2 separate regions of the Mus musculus genome follow, and region 2 is linked to region 1. Evidence: chromatin loops called from intact Hi-C (ENCODE). Cell type or tissue: left cerebral cortex. All regions are shown on one strand. Each heading gives the region's core, and the rest is flanking DNA. Links, peaks and the distances in the headings are about the cores only.

Region 1 (7,832 bases), core at 1,691-6,690:
AAGCTTACTAGACATCTTGTAGGAATTTGGAAGATAAGAATGCCAAGAGAAATTGGGGCCCATTGAAGCTTCTCAGACGGGGGCAGGGGTCATTTGTGTGGCCTTTCAGCTAAGAATCTGACTGGGCCAATCAGCTGGGACGAAAGAATAAGCTACAGTTACTAAGATATTAGCATCACTTAAGTGAACCTTATTGTACATCACTGGCAAAGTCGTATTTTTCTCAGAGTTTACAACTGGTGGTTGGTTTGTTTTTGTTTTGTTTTATTTAGGGGAGTTGCTAGGTTGCACTTCAGGCTCACAACAGAACTTGGTGAAGACTATGTGATAGCACACGGATGATGCTGATTTTGAAAGCTTGACATGATCATAGAGAATAGTTGAGGCCTGGCATCATATGGCAGAGTCATAATCCCTGTGGAGAGGCCAGTAGTTAAGATGCCACCTCAGTTGCTGTGGAGACTACAGGATATTGGAGATGCCAGGAATGTGCGACATTTCTAGGTGTAGAGTGGAATAGGCCTAAGCCCTTAAGACAAATTGCGTGTGCAGGAGATGACCAGACGACTGCCCAGGGAATGAACTGCAGATGCTGAACACTGGGCTTATGAGACGGGGATTTACACTGCTAGGTTTTGGATTCCCTTTGATCTGACTTTTTCCTATGCCTTGGTTCTTCTTTGATGGAAGTAGGAAGTATTTAACTTGCTTTTGATTTTATAGGAACCCAAGGTTAAGAGACTTTGGACCTTTAAAAGGACATTGAACTTTTTAATCATTGGAACTTTTAAAAGACTGTGGCACTTTTAAAGTTCTTTATTTCATACCGTTATATTAACATGAGACTTGAGAAGGGACGGAATTGTGTGGTTTAAAGTGATATGTTTTTGTGTCAAGTTGACATCGACAGCTTTAACTGTCAACTTGACACAGTCTAGAGTCATCTAAGAGAAGCCGCAACATCATCATATTCGCCAGAAAACAGAATGGTGTGTCTCCGTGATATGTATTTGAATTTTCCTGGTTTTTGGGGAAATTTAGTATTTTTGTCTTTATTTTCCTTTTTTGTTCAAGTCGTGGTGTTTCTTTATATTTTAACTACTAGTATTTAGCAGATCATCTAGGTTATAAATACCTCCACTAGTTTCATCTAAGATTATTTGAATTTATTAATTATGTAATGTAGTTTTATACTTTTGTATATCATTAACCACTAACTTATATCAAATTCACTAGGAAATTATGCCATGTTATCCTTTTTCACCTGTCATATTGGGTCTCTACTCCTCCTTGGACTGATAGTGTGTTAGGATGCTACTCCTTCTTTTCTGTACAGATATTAGCGTAGGACTATTTATTAAACATAAATCCTATAGTGTTAAATGTCCTTGTTATTTACAGGGTTGCAAGGTGCATAGATCTGCTTCTCACTCTATTCTGTTTTACTGTGCAACTGATCTGATATTTTTATTGCAGCTGAGTACTAAATTATACTGTTTATCTGGACAAATACATATATTTGTTTTATTCTTCCTCGGAAGTTAGTTGTCTGATTTTATTGTATTTTTTTAATTAATAAAGAATGTGTGAGATGATTCAGCTGGATTAAGAGAACAAACTTGGGACCACATAGTTCTTTCCGAGGTCTCCACCCAGTCTGTGAGTCTCACCGTCATTGTCGTTGCTCCTGATTTGAGACCTGATGTGTTGAGGTTGACATTGGCCTCGGGACATCTCCACTTCTGTGAATTCCTTTTGGTGTCCTTCTTTGTGTTTCCGAAGATTCCTTTTTACTTCCTTGGAAAGTTTCTTCCGTCTCTCAAGAGCTTAGCATTCAATGTAGCTGGACTTTATGTGTGTCATTATTTTCTCAATAAGAGTCTTTATTATATCTGAGACATATTTTTTACAAGTGTAAGTTCTCCAGATATCTTTTGCTTAAAACTCAGTCGGATGTAGAGTAATGAAACTAACTGATGATCTGTGAAATGTCAGTTCTTATTTATGGGTTAGGGTCTGTAGGTAGGGGGAGAGGCTTTACGTCCTGCCATTAAAGTCAACCAACTTCGCTTCTATGTATTGCTCATTATTGTAGAAGTCATATAGGATTGTACAGTGGGATAGCTAGAAGCCTTGACTTCATTCTTAGTTATTTAGAAACTATCTCTCAGAGATTGCTTGATATCCAAATAGGAATAGTCTCATCAATAATAGTGAAACTCATGCGAATTAAAGTCAACTTTGAAAACTGATGTCAATGGTTTATATGAAGAACTATAAAATTAAGCCTGAGTGTAGAGTTATGCGAATGATACCTTTGAAGTGGAGAAGTAACTGAATCAAAGCTAAAAGTGTATCAAATGGTTTCAATGTTCTTATCTAGTATTCAACTCTAGGCCCCTTTGTGTGTCTAGAATGCATAGAATGAATTTTGTAATTGAGAATTGGAATTGTGCCCATTTGATTCCTTAGCCAGTCTTGGCTATCAGTACGAATGCTTTCCATGATCAGTGCTGGAGAAGTCCACCCACAGTTTGGCATTCTCTAATATTGATGTAGCTGAGTGTAGCTTTTCAATTTGACATGTGGCATTATGAGAATGAAGGAGGGACAAGAATCATTGTCTGAGTAAGATCATGCAGGAGACCACAAGCTTTTTGACCAGAAAGACCTGGCTTCACATCCCAATATACAATATTGGGATACATCTTTCACTTCTTGTGAGGTTCAGAATCTGGAGCCACACAACTAGAGATCATACTGACTCTCTGGCAGGAGTATTATAAGAATGAAGTGAGTGGTATATGTTCAGTGCCGGAAAAATGGAACAGTAACATATATATGGTTCAGAACATCCCTACTTTTCATAAATGCACTAGATGAGTAAAAGAATGTTAATTACTCTTGTGTTTTTGTTTTATCATAAGGTCGAAAAATCAGGGCAGAAGAGCCTAAGTTTGGGATTTAAAAAAAAAAAAAACTTGGTTAAACTTACTGCTTCATTGTGTTTCTCATGTATTATTAGTGTAGACACCAAATAAATAATTTAACCATCCTGTAAAATAAAATATATAAAGATATATGAAATGCTTTCTTTGTAGATGAATTTTGAGTCCAAATATTGTTAGCCAAGTAACTCAAGTGGAACCAATCCATATTAGACCACTTATGGCGAATGTGGCTGCCAGACTAATCTCTCTTAAAGACGGAATTTATTAAGCCACTCTCTTTGAATTTATCAAAACCCATTTTATACTTTAATGCATCAAATCTAAACTTTATTGCCAGGCTTTCAAAAATTCGTCCAATTGGCCCATTCTTTTCCAGCCAAACATTTCTTGCTAGAACCCTCAATTCACCCTCTGCTTAAAGGATAGGAGCTCCTTGTCTACATTTTTTTGTCCAACGAAGGCCCCTTTTCTGTACCTTCTCTTTGGTTGCGCAGTGAAGTTAAGGTTCTGGGAATCACATGAAATACAGTTCTCTAGATCTTCTCCTCCACAAATCTAGCTCACTGTCGCCAGCCCCTCAGTGCTCGTTTCCATTGGGCCATTGCTCTGGGTAACACAGCTCCCATGTTTGAACTTCTTCACGGCTTTGGTTAATCATCACTTAATTTAGCTGATAATTAAATTCTGACTTTTATTGCACATTATTATTTATGTGAAATAAGTGATATATCCAATTAAAATCTGGGCTCAGTGGAAAGAGACTTTCTTATAGTTCTGTGTCTGAATGCTGCTAAGTGCAGTATTGCACACAGTGTGAATAACTTCTTTTTAATTGATGAGTTAGTTGATTAAAATAAGCAACTTCACATGCCTACATTATGAATCTAGTATGCATATTATCTAACTTATGTGCTATGTGTTGTCTTAGATTGTAATTATAATTTTGGCTTCTAAAGTCTAATCAGATTTTTGTTACAAAACATGAAATATCCGTTCATGTTCTAAAGTATAAAGAATATTTCATTATCCAAAACTGTGTTTAACCATGGTGTTTCTTTCAGTTTGCATTATTTAAGGAACAGGGATGCATCACCAATGAGTAAACATTCTGGTAGGGGAGAATTCCCCGTGTACCATCATAGCATCTGATCAGTCCTCAAGGCCGACACCTTGCAAGAATAGATCTAGTTTCTATGGAGACGTCGCATCAGTCTTCTATTATTGTGAGAAAAGCAAGTCAGTTTGTTTAATCCCCTTAAAAGAGTATAAGATTAACCTCCAGTGCCTTTAGATAATCATCGTTTGCGTTAGTTTTCAAATACCACAATCCTAAACAAGTGACTAAAGAAGTGTGTGTTGTTCAGGGTTTCATCTTTTGCTGACCATAGTGCTACTGTGCATCTTCAGAAACAAAAACACCTGCTTCTTCTTAAAGGACCAGAGTGTGCTGTGCTCACGTGTCTCTTGTGTGTCTTCTAGAGTTGTGTCATACAGAGTACGTCCAGGAAAATGGAATAAGCATTTAGCTGGCAGGGTTCACTTCCTGTTCAAGATTTAATATGAGTGAACATACATGAAATTAATTTAATTATTATCTGTTTTATGGAGCCTGTTCATCATATTTATGTTTGAGTTTCCAGGAGCATAAAGACTTTGTGTGGGAGTGTTTCCTTTAGAGCAAAGGATCAAATGTATTTGGGGTTTTGAGCCATGAAATGTTTAGTGACCAGCAGGTGTCTCTGTTACACAGCAAAGAAGGCTTTTTAACTTGACCCTATTTCACACCTAAGATCCCTTTTCAATTTCCACAGTTATTTGTTCTACTTTTTATGAAGAATCCTTGTTCTTCTTAAGTCCTTTGTACCAAATCTCTGTTTCTTTTACGTGTGGCATCTAAAATTACTTCTTAATATCTAACCTTCACCCTGCATCTTTGTTTATCAGGTATCAACTTTTAGGATGGAAGGTAGATCAAGATCTTTATTGAGAAACCCTAAGCAGTGAAACGACTGCAAGGCCACACAATTAAATTAAATAAAATGTGTGCATCAAATAAATGCAGCATTGCCCTGTAAAGGAACAGTGAGGCAGCTTGGCACTGTTTCTCTCTCTTTACTAAAAGGCTTAGGAACTAAAAGCTGTAAACAAGAGCTAAGCAACTACAGCTCCTCTCTACCTCCCCACTACACACACACACCACCACACTTTCTCTATGTTGTGTTGACAGTATCTCACTATGTAGCGCAGGCTGGCCTCCAACCCAGCATCTTCTCCTTCAGTTTACCACGTTCTAATAGTACGGGCTTGTGTCACCATGGTTGGCAATGATGTTTTTGTAAACATGCATAATTATATGATTTTTAAATATTTAAATTATATATGTATACATACATATATATACATATATATATACATACACATATATGGAGAAAAGTCTAGTAATACTATATTCAAGTCTTTTTTGCAGACTGTGAGGAGAGGGCCACACTCTAGTTGTCAATAGCATCAACTACTTGCATGTAATTGTCCCAGAGTTTTTCCATTTTAATGATTTTTCTCTTTTTTTTTTTTTTTTTTTTTTTTTTTTTTTTTTTTTTTTTTTTTTTGCTGTTATTGTTCAAGGTTTCCCAAGAGATCCACTTGTGTTTATTCTTTGGAGGAGAGCAGAGTGATTTGTGTGTATGTATCTGTGCTAGAGCTTTTGTATAATTCTGTTCTCTTAACTTTGGCCATGTGCTTTGTTTGTATATGTTCTTGTTTGTGTGAACAGATATTCAGGCTGCTTTAAGGTTTATGAATTATGCTTTGAAAATTATTGGATAAGAATCATCCCCATCAGGATAGAAGTCATTGGAGACATTGGATGGCTCAAGTCTCTGCTTACCTCATGAATTTATACTTTCTCTATGTGGGAGAAATGATCCCATTGCTTATTGGATTTCCAAGAGAATATGAAAATATAAGAAGCTAAGTAGCATGTGTTGCATTTTGCAACTGCTGGTAGTAATGTTTGATAGTATTGATGAACTTCCATAAATAAAATTGCCAATTTTCCTGCATTTAATTTGTTGTCTGCCTTTTGTAACTATTACCTGGCTGTTGAAACACACCATGTAAGGGCTTTTATGAGAGCAAATGTGGGGTTGTGATAAGCAGTTCACATGAACCAATGCAATACCTTGGAAGCTGAAGGTTAGCGACTGCTGATATATGACCCGTAGCTGTCCAGGTGTCTTACTAATTCAAACAGCTATTTGTGGAGAATAAATGTAATTTTGAGCTTTCATGCTCTTGCTGGCATGCTAAGAATGATCAAATTTATACAAAATTTCTTAGTCCACCAGAATGTCTACAGGAAGTCACAGCTGAACACGCTTTGAGGTTGAGTACAATGTTAGTGAGGTAAGGGAGACGGGAGATGGGAGACGGGGCTTCTAGAACAGTTAGCTTTGTTCTCGTTCTATCTCGAGGCATGTAGGCCATACAATTAACTCCATTTAATCATTTGTCAGGCAGATACTGTAAGATAACTGGGTTGACGTTTGTGTACAGATCCATGAATCCTACCACCTAGACAAGTACGTATTTACATCATTTCATATGACAGACAGAGTTTTATATGCAATGCACGATTCAGGAATTTTGAAATAAATCCCTCCTATTCTTATAAAATACAGTATGGACTAAGGCTATGTAAACAAATATATATAGGCAGTGTGAGTGGCACTCAAAACCACTTAAACCCAGGAGTCACTGCCGAGTCACAGCCGTTTAAAATATTTAAGAGCCAATTTAGGAGGCACTCTTAAATCTCTTTGTCTTAAGATCATATAAAAAGCTACTATTCCACAGAAATTATTTCTCCTCCTTAAGAATTTTGAGTTTACACCTCTCCTGATCATATTGAATAAAATCATGTGAATAGTTTGAAATGTTATAACATTTAAAGTAGCTAAAGAAAGTTTGATTTCCGTGTGCTTGTATGTCATATTACTTACCGTTGGTTAATTTTTTTTTCTTTTAAGTAGGAAGGCTGAAAGCATAATGAAGGAGTGTGTGTATGTGTGGTGTGTGTGTATGTGGTGTGTGTGTATGTATGTGGTGTGTGTGTGTGTCTGTGTGTGTGTGTATGTGTGGTGTGTGTTTGTGTATGTATATGTGATGTGTGTGTGTATGTATGTGTGTTGTTTGTGTGTATGTATGTGTGATGTGTGTGTGTGTGTGTGTGTGTCCACACGCATGCGTGCGCACATGTTGGGGATTAGATAATACTTTGAAAATGCCATGGGGAAACAAACTATTTTATAATCTTTTTTAAAATTAAGTCACTCCACTGTTCAAGATAATTCTCCCCACAGAAGCCTTAAACTATCAAACAAAATGCCCTGTACTAGGTGATGGTACTTCCCTTCAAATTGTTGCTTGGGAAGTTCAAGCCGCCCCCTACTAAACAGTGCAGGTGACTGCCATGGCTCTTGCTTGCCTTTCAGGACTTGAAGGTAAGACTGTATTGCTAAGGACAGTACATGCTTCAATCATGGGAACTGAAAAAAAAATCAAGTGGTCCTTAACCTGGAATCCACCTGCATAATGTCTGCTGCAATGTCAGAAGATGCTAGGCAAGGTGGTGGAGAATAAAAGTCATCCGCTGTCCTGCTCAGCAGTACATCCTGCAGACTGCGTTAGCGACCAGCCTGGAGAGGTATACCCAATGGTAAGATGGCAGCACTAGTGTTTTAGGGCTTATTCAGCAGGTATTAGATTGGCCTGTTCAACACACAGGAATTCATGCCTGTGCTCTAGAGCTAGCCAAGAGCTTTTGGCTGGAGAGATCATGGACATTAGAGGAGAACTGACTGCCATCATTCTGCTTCATTGGTG
Region 2 (7,832 bases), core at 1,958-6,957, 340 kb after region 1:
TTTAAGACGTTCTGCCTACATCCAAAATTTAAACACAATTGACTTTCTCCATAATTTCACCAAAAGGATGAAGTTCTCGCTATACAATGTTATGGCTACTAAAATGGCATGAAAATAAATACAGCCACAGGGAAAGACTACCTCAATGTCCAATATTTTGCAAAATGGATTTCACAAAATAAATAGGTCTATTTTAAAATGATCAACTTTGCTCTAGACGAAATGAACACAAATTTAGACTCAGAGCTTAAGTTTATCCCCCCAGTGTTGTGAATAGCCCTGGGCTAATTATATTTGATTTTAATTCCTTTCTCCTGTGAGTGGTTTCGAACAAGGAATGAGTCAGCACTCAGGTGATTTCCTGTAAACCTGCTTCCCACCTTAATTTGTAAAATAAAGGAGAGCTGATGATTGGGCAGATAAAAGGGAAGGTGGAGCAGAAGGTGGGAGGGAGAAGAAGGAGGAAATGGAAGAGGGAGAGGACACAGAGGAGGAAGAAGAAAGAGAAAAGTGGAGCAGAAGCACACGGCCTGGAGAAACAGCAAGTTCTAAGGGCTCTCATAGGTGTAGAAGATGGTCATGTAGTGGTAGATCTGCCCAATCTAGGCGCGTAGCATGTAATCATATTAACTGTGTTGTGTTTTCATTGCCAGAGCATATTTAGAAGGAGATTAACCATAACACCCCAGCATTATGAAGAGTCAGTGCAACTATCTGATATCTGTATTTCTTGATGCATTATCACAATGGATGATTTATAACTATTGCATAACATTTTTGTTCCCAAAAAATTATATCCACTCCAGTGACAGCTACAAGCCTGTACCATTCTTTAATCGCTTAGCCAGACCCACCCACATATTTGTAGCAGATTGGTGAAACTTCCTACCTCACAGAGAAAACAGCAGCCATCAGTCGCAAAACCCAACTCCTAGATTACCTGCTAAACTCCAGATCCCTCCTCTGAGCTTGTCCCAAGTGATGGCCTGCCTCTCTTCCAAACATAACATTTCATCTGTACCCCTGATTTCATATTCTCTCTTCTCTTTCTTCCTGTTCCCACTCATTCCTTCACTAAATGTTTACTGGATGCCTTCTGAGGCTATTTTATAACTGGCAGTATTCTGTATAAAATAAGACCAAGAGAAGAATCTGTTTTCTCTCAGACTATCCGTTCTGTTGTGCTTGTCCAAGCATGCTTAACAATCATCTGCTCATTTTCCAACTTTGAATGAGGCACACATCTCCATTCTTGACCTCTGCTCTTCCAACGCAGGCTGGTTTTTGTTTCTTTCTTAGTATTTCTCTCACTCAATGCAATGTGTTCTGTTTTGCTTTCTGTTTCTGATACTAAATATCACAGCCAAAGCAACTTAGAAAGGAAAGGGTGTACTACATCTCACAGGTTACAGTTAGGCCACAACAAGAAGTCAAGGTAGAAGCGTGGAGGTGTGAACTGAATCAGAGACGATGAATGAGCACTGCTGGTTGGATTGTTCTTTCTTGGCTTTCTTGACTTGCTTTATATCATAACCCAGTCCCACATGCCAAGGAATGGGAACACTCACAGTGGGTTGAGTCCTCCCTCCATAAGTGATGGGGAAAGTACCCTACCGCACACAGGATTGCCTACAGAGCAATCTGATGGAAGTGCTTTCAGTTGAGATTCCCTCCTCCTGATGATCCTAGTTTGTATCAAGTTGACAGGAGAAATAAAAAGCAAATGGGGCACTATACTTTTGTTTTCTAGTTCCACTGAAATTTTTCCTGAATTCTAATGAATTCTAAAACCAAATACAGTTCATTCTCTGGACTGTGTTTCTTGCTACTGTGTCTTTCTCTCTCTGTGTCCTTGCTGCTCAACTTCCCAAGATCCACCTCTGACCTTCTGCTATGATTTAAGTGCCCCACAAAGGTGTATATGTGAAAAGATTCAGGTGTCTCTAGTGGTTTGAATATGCTTGGCCCAGTGAGTGGTACTATTAGGAGGTATGGCCTTGTTGGAGGAAGTGTGTCACAGTGGGAATGGGTTTTGAGACCCATCTAGCTGCCTGGAAGACAGTCTTCTGGTTCTCCCCAGAGCAAGATGTAGAACCCTCAGCTCCTCCAACACCATGCCTCCTTGGATGCTGCCATGCTTCCCACCTTGATGATAATGGGCTGAACCTCTGAACCTGTAACCCAGCCCCAAGGAAATGTTGTTGCCTTGGTCACAGTGCCTCTTCACAGTGAGGTGAACCTGAACTGAAGCAATGCCCTTGAAGGATTTATGTGGGGCGCTTTGTCCTTGATACGGCAGTAAAGGCAGTGCCTGAAGTTGAGGGAGTAAGGCTTAGAAGAAGATCCAGAGTTCCCTGAAGATGCACAAAATATTAGGGTAATTCTTTTATGAGCCTTTAGTAGTTCTCAGGTGTTTGCCTGAGCCAATCTCACAAAACACTGATTGCTTGTGAGTGTGTGACTGTTAGCCCCACGCATTTCAACTGCCTCATGGAGATGTCGACTCCCCTCATCAAATGTCAAATTAGAGGGCACCTACTTTTTATCTTTAAAAAAGATCTGAAACTGTTTCTCCCACTACCTACTAAACTCTCCTGGATTCCTTAGCTATGTTTTAAATCCTCAGAAGACATTCTTGGGCCAATGAGATTGATAAACCTGACAACCCCAGTTTGATTCCCGGAACCCATGCAAAAGAGGAGAGAACAGATTCCAGAAAACATTATTCTCTGACCTTTACACACTGTGATGCATCTTTGGTACACTTACACACACACACACACACACACACACACACACACACACACACACTCATACACACACACACACACACACACACACACACATATAAGCACATGTGCACACCAGCACATACACACCATATGTAAAAATTCGTAACAGTATGAATGTTTTTAGAAAGACATTTTATTTTACTGCCTATAGGCATTACATGCTAAGAGGTGGTGCATATATTAATTAGTGTGTGTGTGTGTGTGTGTGTGTGTGTGTGTGTGTAGCCATGGACTATATAATATCATAATTGGAGACTGATGTGAAAAGATCTGGGGTCTGGGTCTGGAGTTGCTATATTTTCACCACTCTTGCAAACAGAATCGAGTAATAAGGTCCCATCTAGGTTGGGGAGGACCATCTCTAGCTATGGAATGTCTTGAGCAAGGACCATAATTAGCTGACAGTTGGCAGTCTATCCTGGAATCTACTAGTGACCTGTGCAAAGACAGAACTTTATAGTCAAATAATGATTTTTAAAATGAAAGTGAAAACAACCAAGGATGGGCCTTCCCTCCTCCCAAAGCTCAACCCTGGCTATATTCAAAGAACCCAGACTCCATCACCCACCCCCCATCCCAAGCGCAACACTGGTTGTGTTCAAAGAACCTAGACTTAACTGTTCTGGGACAGAGAATGCCTGAAAGCTCCTTTGCTTTCTCTTTCGATTTGCATTGGTCTAAATGCCATGTAATTACCAGAGTTAAAAGTTTCTCTCTTTCATTCCTTATATGTTTCTCCTTTTTTTATAAAATTATTTTCCTGCCAACAAAAATGATAGAATAGTCTTTGTAAAACTCACTTAATATTGCACCCCCCCCAAGTTCACTCATTTCTCTGATGATTATGAGACGAAGTACAAACATAGGCTTTGCCGTGGAGCCTGTACAACGAGGCCTCCTCCGCCAGTGGTACCTGACTATCCCTGAGCTTGATGAGCATCCTCATCCCTCTAAGGTCTGTTTGCTGAGTAAAGGAGGCCTGGTAATACCATACTGTGGGTCTGGGTACCAGAGGCTTTCCACGGAGATCTCTGGCCTTGCTTGGTATGAGAGTTCCAGCGAAGGGAAGCTTCAGAAGGGTAGACCTCTTCCCAAGTGTTACAGCTCTTAGGACAGAAGGTTTGGACTATGGAGTAGTTTGCACACACCTTTAATCCTTCCAAATAGGATTCCTATATACAGTTTTGGGGTACGTAAGGGTCTGACAACAGGTACTTCTCATTGGTTTGGTCTAAGAGCTTGGAAGAAACCTTATTTGTGTGTGGGAGGGCTTGGTGCTGCTCCTACTTGACTGATGACCACATATTCCTCTGTGGAGGGCTGTGGGAGGCTGTAGCTATGTGACAAGAGCCAGGGACCCAGGAGGCAAGACCAAACACCTTCTGTCCCATGCAGGTGGAAGTCACTGGGGTTCCAGACCTTTGCTTGACTGGGACCAGGCTGTCTGTGTACGGCCCATCACCCCACACCATATCCTGTGCTGTTAGAACCCACTCTTGAGTGATATGACACATATATCACTCTTGAGTGATATGACACATGATATAGAGCGTATAACTTTCTATGATTGTTGTGAGCAGGCTCTCTGGTGGTCATGAGAGTGAATACACTCAGACATGGCAGTTCAGAAACACGTGATAGAATTTCTACACAGAAACTGTCTTTAGTTCTTGCAGAGCTTGGCGGGGAGTATGTGTCTAATTCCCTGCCTCAAACACTTTACACTGGGGGTTGGAAACAGGTAGCTCCTACAGATGTAACCACTGTCCTCCAATATACTGTGCCTAGGATTGCACATACAGCTACCTGGACACACACACACAGAAAGAGAGACAGAGACAGAGACAAAGACAGACAAAGAAAGAAAGACAGAAACAGAGAGAAAGGGAGAAATAAAGGTACACAGAAAGACAGAAACACAGAGAGAGAGAGAGAGAGGGAGGGAGGGAGGGAGAGGGAAAGACAGACAGAGACAGTGACAAACAGAGAGAGAAGGAAAAGGGAGGGAGGGAGAGGGAGAGAAAGAGACCTAAAATCCTGATGTTACATGAGCCTTATCTCCTTGAAACATGTTGTTTCCTCTCCGTAGTGTGCCCTTTCCCTGACATTTCTGTCTGATACAATGTCCTATTCATCTTTCAGATTCAAATATCACCTTCCAACGGAGGCCTTCTTCACTCCCTTAGTTATTGACATGCTGTCCATAGGGAGCCCATAACTAGTTGATCACACCCCTTCCCTGGGATTTATGACATCATTTACACTTCATCACCATGGAGAGGAGTCATGCTTTATTACTCTCTGCGGTGGCCATTTCTGCTGCCAAGTATGGCATGGAGGAGATGTCCCTTCAAGACGGTTAGACACATAGTCTGCAGCAGAATGCCATTCATGGGTAAGAATGTTTTCTTCAGAGCACTGAGGATTTGGAGGCTAGACCTGTGAGCTGAGTGAGTTGAATGCTCGTTGGAGGGTAGCAAGAATGCTTTCTTCCTGAAAGACATGAGTCTGAAGGGCAGGCAGATCAAGGAGCGATAGCAAGAGATGCAGGTCCTCTGACTTCACCCCTGCTTTCCTGTCTGGCTCTGCTTATCGCTTGTAAATGTAGTTACCGGGTGTCAAGGAACCCTGGGAGAAGTTTTCATCTGAATTCTGAGGCGTGATATGCTCTCTCATGGTTTTCTTCTTCTTCTTCTTCTTCTTCTTCTTCTTCTTCTTCTTCTGAAGACTTGCTGTAGGAGAAAGAGCTCCTTCATGTTCTCACTGCCCTGAGTGGCTGACCTTCTCACAAGAAATGCCCCCAACTCCTCAGACAGGAGACACCACCTGCCATTGCAGCAGCAGTCTGGAGGCAGCAGACTGTGTTCGCATATTTGGTAATCAGCATGAACGCAGCCAGGAGAGGGGCCCAGCTGCGATGTCAGTTTCCCCTCATTAACACTGGGTCAAAATGACTCTGCTATCTTAAATGGCTCCTCTTTAATTAAATTAATGTCGACTTCTCTGTTCTACCCTGTCCTAGGAATTTTCAATCTGTTACTTAAGGCAACGGGAGAAAAAAAAAAGTTTTTTTTTTTCATTAATCCTGTTGCTTGAGTTATGATTTCTACAAAGAGCTTAATACAGATTAAACATAATTGAAGACCTATCACTTAAAAGAGCCCATTCTGTTGTGTCGTTTGCCAAATGCAGCATTGACTAGGCAGGGACAGGGGCTGGAATAGACAGATCAAGCCAAATACGAATATACCATGACCTCTGGAAGCCCAGAATCTGGGTAGAGAGAGAAGAAGGGCATGAAACAGTATAAGGTCAGGTGTTCTGTAGTGTAGTCATAAAGGCTTTGAGAAAGCTAAGCAGACTGGGAATACAGAAAAGGAGAAAGACAGTCTGCCACTATGGTGTGTATGGAGCCTCCTGTGTCTAGACCTGGACAAAGGTAAGGTAAAGACAGGGACAAAAAACCTACAGGGAACAGAGGAAGATCTGGGGGCAGAAACACCTGGAGTGTCCAATACAAAGCAAGGAGGGTGAGCGTCCAAATGGGTTGTGGGGAATGAGCTAAAAAAGTGGGGAACCAGATCTTGTTAGAGCCTGCAACAGGCATCCAGACTTCCAAGCAGGTCTAAATTACTATGACACTTGTGACAGGACTTTAATTAGATTCATGCTCAATGTACCTTACTCTTCTTAAGGACTGAAAATAAATGAGCCAATCTGGAATAAGGAAAAGCAAGAAAGTTATTCCTGGAGTCAATTGTTCTGTTATTTGTTATGCCCCGTACTTTTCTGCAAGAAATTGCCTTGTTAAAACATCTCATTTCTTTCCGCCCAAAGGACTTTGCATAAACTGAAATCAAATGGCTGTGGTGCCTTTCACAAAGTTGGGGGAAATTACCTCTTAGCTTGAAAGAAGTATCGCACTGGAGTGAGCCTCTGAGATATTTTGCCCCTTCTTAGAATTGGGAACAAAACACCCATCGAAGGAGTTACAGAGACACAGTTTGGAGATGAGACGAAAGGATAGACCATCTAGAGACTGCCATATCCGAGGATCCATCCCATAATCAGCTTCCAAACGCTGACACCATTTCATACACTAGCAAGATATTGCTGAAAGGACCCAGATAGAGCTGTCTCTTGTGAGACTATGCTGGGGCCTAGCAAACACAGAAGTGGATGCTCACAGTCAGCTATTGGATGGATCACAGGGCCCCCAATGGAGGAGCTAGAGAAAGTACCCAAGGAGCTAAAGGGATCTGCAATCCTATAGGTGGAACAACATTATGAACTAACCAGTACCTCCCGGAGCTCCTGTCTCTAGCTGCATATATATCAGAAGATGGCCTAGTAGGCCATCAGTGGAAAGACAGGCCCATTAGTCGTGAAAACTTTATATGCCTCAGTACAGGGGAACGACAGGGCCAAGAAGTGGGAGTGGGTGGGTGGGGGAGTGGGTGGGGGAGTGGGTGGGGAGCATGGGGGGGGACTTTTGGGATAGCATTGGAAATGTAAATGAAATAAATACCCAATAAAAAAAAAAAGAAAAAAAAAAGGAATTCTACCACATCGTTTTGAACAGTCTGCTCCAGGACAGTCTGCTTCACAACCTAAACCCACATGCTCTTATATGTCGGTTGCAAACTATGTCTGTACTTATAAGTCCATTTCCCGGGATGGGCAGTCAATCTCTAAGGTGGCGTGTGAGTCTTAGTTTGGTTCTGGGGTCCACGGCAGTAATCTAAAACTTGTTCTTTTTACCACTAATTAGCATCTGGCTTCCCCTGGGATGTTTGGTGTGTTGTTTGCAGCTTCTAAGCTGCTAAGGAAGCATCCTTTCTCTCTCTCTCTCTCTTTCTCTCTCTCTCTCTCTCTCTCCCTCTCCCTCTCCCTCTCCCTCTCCCTCTCCCTCTCCCTCTCCCTGTCCCTCTCCCTCTCCCTGTCCCTCTCCCTCTCCCTCTCTCTCTCTCTCTCTCTCTCTCTCTCTCTCTCTCTCTCTCTCACACACACACACACACACACACACACACACACCATGAA

The links. Peaks named below come from ENCODE experiments on the same cell type or tissue, not always from the same donor. Only the 100,000 strongest peaks of a DNase experiment are listed, where the experiment ranks them.
Region 2: it touches region 1 in a loop (3-fold over the local background); 18 of 42 quality-filtered maps call a loop at or near these places.

The regions. Positions count from the first base shown.
Region 1 is chr16:75,774,783-75,782,614 of GRCm38, forward strand. No RefSeq gene overlaps it. Among named protein-coding and RNA genes, the nearest start is that of Hspa13, 12 kb to the left of the region's middle. In left cerebral cortex, for the core only: a CTCF peak has its summit at 4,683 (motif pointing right); a DNase peak (open chromatin) is centred at 4,667.
Region 2 is chr16:76,117,508-76,125,339 of GRCm38, forward strand. 4930578N18Rik (RIKEN cDNA 4930578N18 gene) reads left to right here and starts at 5,106. Exons shown (of 3, transcript NR_040575.1): 1 at 5,106-5,187. In left cerebral cortex, for the core only: no CTCF peak of the experiment used is centred there; no DNase peak of the experiment used is centred there.